Regions from separate parts of the Homo sapiens genome. Here region 2 is linked to region 1. A link is an interaction called in ENCODE POLR2A ChIA-PET data of the cell type or tissue named here. Cell type or tissue: IMR-90. All regions are shown on one strand.

What was found. Peaks named below come from ENCODE experiments on the same cell type or tissue, not always from the same donor. Only the 100,000 strongest peaks of a DNase experiment are listed, where the experiment ranks them.
Region 2: POLR2A ChIA-PET joins it to region 1 with 7 read pairs; 3 of 35 experiments call an interaction of 5 or more read pairs at or near these places.

Annotation. Positions count from the first base shown.
Region 1 is chr5:139,773,806-139,777,805 of GRCh38, reverse strand. It overlaps a transcript of PSD2 not described here. Among named protein-coding and RNA genes, the nearest start is that of PSD2, 20 kb to the left of the region's middle. In IMR-90, a CTCF peak has its summit at 2,517; a DNase peak (open chromatin) is centred at 2,385; H3K27me3 peaks cover 1,092 bases.
Region 2 is chr5:139,443,914-139,447,913 of GRCh38, reverse strand. It overlaps the pseudogene RNU5B-4P. Among named protein-coding and RNA genes, the nearest start is that of DNAJC18, 6.4 kb to the right of the region's middle. RefSeq lists an enhancer at 366-445. In IMR-90, no CTCF peak of the experiment used is centred here; DNase peaks (open chromatin) are centred at 2,123, 3,573 and 3,923; H3K27ac peaks cover 531 bases.

The DNA.
Region 1 (4,000 bases):
GCTCAAGCAATCCTCCCACCTCAGCCTCCCAGGTAGCTGGGAACACAGGTGTGTGCCACCACACGCAGCTAATTTTTGTATTTTTGTAGAGATGAGGTCTGGCCATGTTGCACAGGCTCATCTCGAACTCCAGAGCTCAAGCACTCCACCCACGTCGGCCTCCCAAAGTGCTGGGATTAAGGGCATGAGCCACAGCACCCAGGCTGCTCCCCACATTTCTAGCATGGCCTTTGGAAACTAAATTTTTCTTTATCATCAAAATTATTTTATTCTCTTTGCCCCAATCCTCAGTCTTCCTGAGCAAACCTGTCTTACAACCAAATGACCTTCAAGCTACTAAGTTAGACAGACGTTGCCTTTCTCCCCTACAAGGCCTCCCTCCCACCAGCTTTGAAATAGTCTTGCTTTTGCCTCTCACTTTAATGCACACATTGGCATCTGTTTGCAACAAGAGGCCCCAAGGAGCTAAAAGAGGTCATCTCTGGGTGGTAGGATTGGGGATATTTTTCCCTTGTGCATATTTTTTACTTTCCCTATAACAAACACATATTTTTTTGTGTATTGAGAAAAAGCCACTACAGAAGGGGCCATTGCCAATTAGGGTATACCCAGTGGAGGGTTGCCCAGGAGATGAAGGGCTGAAAAGGTTGTTTATAGGGAACTGGCACCACTTAAGCTGGAGAAAAGGCTGGAATGGGGATGGGAGGACACAGACCTCTCTGCAGCCATCTGGGGCCTGTGTGCAGCAGATGGAGTCACTTGTTCTGTGCTCCACAGAGTGAGCTAGTTCCAACAGCTGGACAGCACAAGAAGGCCAGCTTGGTCTCACTAGAAGAAACTGTCCTACAGTGGAAACTACATGCCTTTTAAGGCAGCTATCTCCCCATCACATAAGGTGTGCAAGCAAGATGGGCAGCCCATTGTCGGGAGGGTTAGAGAGGGGATTTATAGGCTGGCCAGGAGAATGGACTGTGGTTCTTTGAGGTGCCTTAATGAAGCTCACCAGCTACTCAGGAGGCTGAGGAAGGAGGATCACTTGAGCCCAGGAAGTTGAGGCTACAGTGAGCCTTGATCATGCCACTGCACTCCAGCCTGGGTGACAGAACAAGACCCTATCTGGAAAAAAAAAAAAAAAGCAGCTCAGAATGACCTGAGCAAAGTGTCAAGGGAGCTCTGCGACCATGTCTAACATTGGTGAATAGAGGGGATGGTCAGGGAGGACTTCCTGGAGGAGTTCAGAAAACTGACTTTATGGCCCCTCAATCTCCAGCCTCTGGGTACATATCTTATTGACCTCTTTTTCTGGGGTCATCCAGCCGTTTCTGGACAAAAACAAACAAAGCCTCAGCCCCTGCCTTGCTGCAGGATCCTAGATAATTCCCTGCTCCTCTCTGGGCCTCAGGATGCCCTTCTGCTCAATGTTCTCAGCTGAAATTACCCATGATTTTTCCTCCAGGGCAGGCCAAACTGCCAGTCATGCACTTGGGGGAGGGAGGCTGCTGGGTTTTTTAGGGGGACCCTGGTTGTATCCCAGCTTACAGCCCTTGGGACTTGGGCCCGATGCCCAGAGGAGATTCAGCAGAGGTGGCAGGGGTCCCAGAAGCAGGCCAGGGGCTCAGCCAGGCTCCCTGGATACCCCTCCCCAGCCCTCAGCGGCAGGAGGTCAGGAAGGAGACTGGATGTTATCCTGCCGGTGTCGTTACCATGGTGATGGGGTATATATCTGAGCTCTCCCCAGGGCCCCTGAACCCCTCCTCAGGGACCTTGGGGAGGCGTCTTGGAGGGGGATGAGGCAGAGTGTGGTGGGGGCAAACTGAGGTCAGAAGACAGGTGAAGAGGCTGGACTCAGTGGCTCACGCCTGTAATCCCAGCATTTTGGGAGATCGAGGCAGGTGGATCACCTGAAGTCAGGAGTTTGAGACCAGCCTGACCAACATAGCGAAACTCCGTCTCTACTAAAAATACAAAAATTAGCAGGGCGTGGTGGCGCATGCCTATAATTCCAGCGACTTGGGAGGCTGAGGCAGGAGAATCGCTTGAACCTCGGAGACGGAGGTTGCAGTGAGCTGAGATCGTGCCATTGCACTCCAGCCTGGGCGATAAGAGCTCTCTCTCACAAAAAAAGGAAGAAGAAAGGAGAAGGAGAAGACAGGCGAAGAAACTCCCTCCCCTGCAGATGAGTTCATTTAGGGTGGGGCACTGGGTAGCGCACAGGCTGGGGGGTCAGGCGGGCCTGGTCTGAATTCCCCTGCTGAGTGATCTTGGGTAAGTGGCTCTACGTCTCTGGGCCTGTGAGGATGTTGGTATGACGATTAAATGAGACGCCACTGGGATGGTGATGAGCTCATGACTTTATTTTCTCCTCACACGCACAGACACTTGTAGGCAGAAACTGAGCCAAACCGAGAGTGCCGCAGATGGGCGCCCCTGACCTTCCCGCTGCTCCAAGCTCCCCACTCGGCCTCGCGCGCCCTCCCTCCTCTCATAGCTCGGCGTCCTCGCCCGCCCCCGCGCGGCCCTCCCAGGTACTGCAGCAGCCCCCGCCACTCCCGGAGACAGTGCCCCAACACTCCTGCGTCCCCTGCTGCCTTGCAAAGATAGGGTGTGGAGTAATCTGACCTCAGTGCCTCAAGGCCTTGTCTCCAAACCTTCGAAGTGTTGGCTGTTCTTCTTGGAGTCTAGCCTCACCTCCTGGGTATGGGTTCCAGATCCATCTTGCTGATCCCAGACTGGTGGTGGGCGCCAGAAGCAACCTTGGCTGGGGCGGCCAATGGCACTGCAGGCAGGAGGGCGGCGGCACAGTACGGTCTCGATAGAGGTCAAATCATGATCTGGGCTCCTGGTGATGTCCAGGAACACACTCCACGCCTCCATGTGCACACATCCACAAGCACCACACTCCCATGGTGGACACAGCAACATCACTACCCAATCAGGCCCCGTCCCTCCCCTGTGCCCTGCGGACCCCGAGGAAAGCGGTGCTTACTCTAAATTGCAAATAGAAAGCCTTTCCCGGGGCCGGGCGCAGTGGCTCACGCCTGTAATCCTGGCACTTTGGGAGGCCGAGGTGGGCGGATCACGAGGTCAGGAGTTCCAGACCAGCCTGACCAACATGGTGAAACCCCGTCTCTACTAAAAAATACAAAAATTAGCCGGGCGTGGTGGTGGGCTCCTGTAATCCCAGCTACTCAGGAGGTTAAGGCAGGAGAATCGCTTGAACTCAGGAGGCAGACGTTGCAGTGAGCCGAGATCGTGCCACTGCACTCCAGCCTGGGTGACAGAGCAAGACTCCATCTCCAGAAAAGAAAAGAAAAGCAAGAAAGCCTTTCCAGGGCCCACAGCCCTGCATCGGCCAGCCCTGCCCACCTCTTAAACCACCTCTTCCCCCATTCCCCCTGCCCATTATTCACTATTTTCCAGCAAAAATACGCAGTGCTCACTCCACACTTCAGGTCCTGTGCACTTACTGTTCCCTCTCCCTGAACCTCCACTCCTTATCCCAGATCCACCACTGGCTGCTTTCTTCCCTTCTTTTAGGCTTCAGTTCAAATACCACCTCCCCAAAGAGTCCTTTGAGACCACTGAAGCTAAGAGGCTCCCCACCCTCCATTCCTGAAAAACATGCTTCCTGCCTAATGTGTAATCTAATCATTAGGACAATGCACATCAAAAAAAAAACGAGACCGAGTGCTGCGGCTCACGCCTCTAATCCCACACTTTAGGAGGCTGAGGTGGGAGGATCACCTGAGTCTAGAAGTTCAAGGCTGCAGTGAGCTATGATGTAAACCCTTGGGACATTGAGGGACAATGTCCCTCAATGTCATTGGGACATTACATCAAGGGACATTGAAACCCTTGTCCCTTGTGCACTGTTGGTAGGAATATAAAAGGGTTCAGCCAGTATGCAAAATAGTATGGTGGTTCCTCAAACAATTAAAAATAAAATTATATGATCCACCAATTCCCCCATCTGGATATATTCCCAAAAGCATTGAAACAA
Region 2 (4,000 bases), 330 kb after region 1:
AGAGTATCACCTGGTTTATTTTTATTAGTAGGGTTGAGGCGACTGACTAACCACTCCAATAGAGGAGAGAAACAAGGGGCTGTAAACAGTGACCAGTCGTCACCAAGAAAGAAGTTTTGACTAGGAAACTTCTTAGGGAAGTTCCTAAGTCACCTCTTGGGGAGAGGTGAATGAGAAAAGGGCAAATGTCCTCTGCCTGCCCCTGGGTAGACATGCATCACTTTGGTCTTAGCTATGGGATGAACCCTGGGAAGGTTTGCGGTGAAGATAGGTCTGTGACTTCATCAACACAAACCCCACCCACTTTACCCCATACAACAGTTATCTTGTGTCCAAATATAGAATAAAAGATTGTAGAAGTACTGGAAAGTCATTTAAAGAGAAGGAGGAAAAGAAAGGAGGTGTCTGCTTTCTTAGTCTTAGTCATGTTTACCATGACACTAGTCTGGAAATGAATCTTGGGGAAAATCAAGGGAGGAGTCATCCATGTGTGTCTTTCGGGAGTATTTAACTTAATTGGCAATTTGGAACATAGGGAGAACACAGCTTACTCATTCTGAAGCAACAATATGCTATTTTTTCCTGATTCAGACTTCTCAAGGTGATGAGAGAGACAGGCTAGAACAACAAGTTTCATCCCCTCTGTCTCATTAAAATTATTAAAATGAGACTGTAGAAACCGAGTGAGCAGGGCGTAGTGGCACATGCCTGTAATCCCAGCACTCTGGGAGGCCAAGGTTCCAGAGGATCGCTTGAGGCAGGAGTTCAAGACAAGTGTATTAGACCATTTTCACACTGCTATAAAGAAATACTGGGTAATTATAAGGAAAGAGGTTTAGTAGACTCAGTTCTGCATGGCTGGGGAGGCCTCAGGAAACTTACAATCATGATGGAAGGGGAAGCAGGCACCTTCTTCACAAGGCAACAGGAGAGAGAGTGAGCAAGATCAGGAAAAACTGCCGTATAAAACTATCAGATCTCATGAGAACTCACTCACTACCATGAGAACAGCATGGAGGAAACCACTCCCTTTATCCAATCACCACCCACCTGATCCCTCCCTCGACATTTGGGGGTTATGGGGATTACAATTCAAGATGAGATTTTGGTGGAGACACAGAACCAAACCATATCAACCAGGCTGGGCAACATGGCAAGCCCTTGTCTGTACAAAAAAATACAAAAATTAGCAGGGTGTGGTGGCACATACCTGTGGTCCCAGCTACTCAGGAGGCTGGGGATCACTTGCTTCTGGGAGGTAGAGGCTGCAGTGAGCCATGGTTGATTGCACCACTCTCCTCCAGCCTGGGTGACAGGGTAAGATGTGAAAGAAAGAAAACAAAGGAAGAGAAAAGAGAAAGAAAGAAAGAAAGAAAGAAAGAAAGAAAGAAAGAAAGAAAGAAAGAAAGAAAGAAAGAAAGAAAGAAAGAAAGAAAGAAAGAAAGAAAAGGAAGGAAGGAAGGAAGGAAGGAGAAAGAAAGAAAAGGAAAGAAAGAGAGGGAAAGAAAGAAAAAGGGAGGAAGGGAGGGAGGAAGGGAGGAAGGGAAGGAAGGAAGGAAGGAAAAAAAGAAAAGGAGAAGAGAAGAGAACTTACTGTATTCTAAAATCCCCTAGGACAGGGCCTGTAACCTGCCCATGTCTGTAGCTCCTGCATGACACACTGTGCCCAGCACTTCCTAGGTAATCTAAACTGGCTCTTGGGTGAAGGAAATCTGATCATAAGATTGGGCTCTGCCACAGACTTTGGGTGCAATTGTCCCCCTCCTCCAAGCCTGTTCTCTTATATCTTTACTTTTTTTTTTTTTTTGTACCACTGCTGGAGTGCAGTGGTACAATCGTGGCTCACTGCAGCCTTGAGTTCCTGAGCTCAACCAATCCTACCTCAGCCTTCTAAGTAACTGGGACTCTTGGCATGAGCCACTGCACCTAGCTAATTTTTAAAAATTTTTTGTAGAGACAAGCTCTTGCCGTGTTGGCCAGGCCAGTCTCAAACTCCTGAGCTCAAGTGATCCTCTTGCCCTGACTTCCCAAAGTGCTAGGATTACAGGCATGAGCCACCATGCCTGGCGGGTTTTAAAGTGAGCTGGCTGGACGACTTGGCCTTCACTATCTTTTCTCATTCTTACATTCCACAGTTCTATAGACTCTGGACGTAGGAAAAAATGAATACAATGTGCTAAGTAGAGATCACTCTGGGTGAGAGCCAGAGACAAGTTGCAGGCAGCTCTGGACAAGCCTTTCACATTCTCAGGAGTTCCATTTCTCCTGTGTATTAACAGGGAAGAATGCGCCCTACCTGGCCCTGGCTACCTCACAGGCTAGTGGCTAGGTAAAATGGGATAATAAACATGGAGATACTTGGGAAGTGAGCAATTGTAGCAGACAGCTTGGAGTAGGGCACCAGCACCCAGGTCCCACTTCAGGATCAAGGCGCTTGTTCCCCAGCTGTGGGATTGTTGGCTGGTTGATGATTGGCTGATGGGGGCTAAGAGTGGGAATGAAGACCTGGACCCCTTGCCTCAATTCCTTTGCCCCCATTCCTACTTCCCTTACTCCTCATAGCTGTTGTTCCAGGGGTGCTCACTAAGAAACCTTTAGTATGCAAATCTCAGCGTCTCAGAGTCTATTTTGTGGGGTACCTAACCTACGAAAGCAATACTGCAGTATTTTTTGAGGGGAGAGAAGACAGGGTCTGGCTCTGCCTCCCAGGCTGGAGTGCAGTGGCATGGCACAATGATAGCTCACTGCAACATCAAACTCCTGGGCTCAAATGATCCTTCTGCCTCAGCCTCCCAAGTAGCTGGGACTATAGACGTGTGCCACCACAACCGGCTAATTTATTTAAATTTTTTGTAGAAATGAGGTCCTGCTACGTTGCTCAGGCTGGTTACAAACTACTGGGCTCAAGACATCCTCCCCCCTCAGCCTCCCGAAGTGCTGGGATTATAGGTGTGAGCCATCACACCTGGTTAGTTGTTTGTTTTTTGTTTTTTGTTTTTTGAGGTGGAGTTTCACACTTGTTGCCAGGCTGGAGTGCAATGGCACGATCTCCACTCGCTGCAACCTCTGCCTCCCAGGTTCAAGTGATTCTCCTGCCTCAGCCTCCTGAGTAGCTGGGATTACAGGTACCCACCACCACGCCTGGCTAATTTTGTATTTTTAGTAGAGATGGGATTTCACCATATTGGGCAGGCTGGTGTCGAACTCCTGACCTCAGGTGATCCGGCCACCTCAGCCTTCCAAAGTTGTGGGATTACAGGTGTGAGCCACCATGCCCGGCCTTGGCTAGTATTTTTTAAATAATTCATATATATTTGATTTAAATCTCACAGCCAACAGCACATGACTTAGTAGCCACTTCTGGTCCAACATCCACCATTGGGATGGAACCCCTCAGGTGACATAACAATGTCTAGGATTCTGTTTGTGCTGTTGTTATTCTGCCTGCCATGGGCACTGAGTACAGCTGCTCATCATACTGGACTAATCAGGTCAAGGACATGGGGCTTCATTCTAAGTAACTCAGCTGTCATCTTCATTATAAAACCACACATTTTCCTCTGACTCTGGGCAATGACCTGCGTATATAAGCTGTTAGTCATAAGGTATTTATATGTGGGGGAAGAGGGAGACAACTGGTATTAATAATCTTTGAGATTGAAAGGCTTTTACCCTGACACTGACACCGCAGTACCACATAAGCCATGTGGATTTTCCTGTTGCTAAGTAACTCTATCCTTTGGGAAGGGGTTGAGGATGAATTAAATGCTGAATTCTGCTCTGGAGCAAACTCTAATAGAGAGGTTTCTCCTGGAGGAGCCTACTATTTATGCAAATCCAAGATGCCACCTCTGACAGGAAATCTGAGTGCAGCCTTCTGCAGCCCTTGCAGCTTCCTTGAAACCCTATCTCTTCCTTCATGTCTAGACAACAGGATGATGATTGTTTACAAGATGACTTCCTCCCTTTTCTCACACAGGACTACGTGGTCCTTAAACAG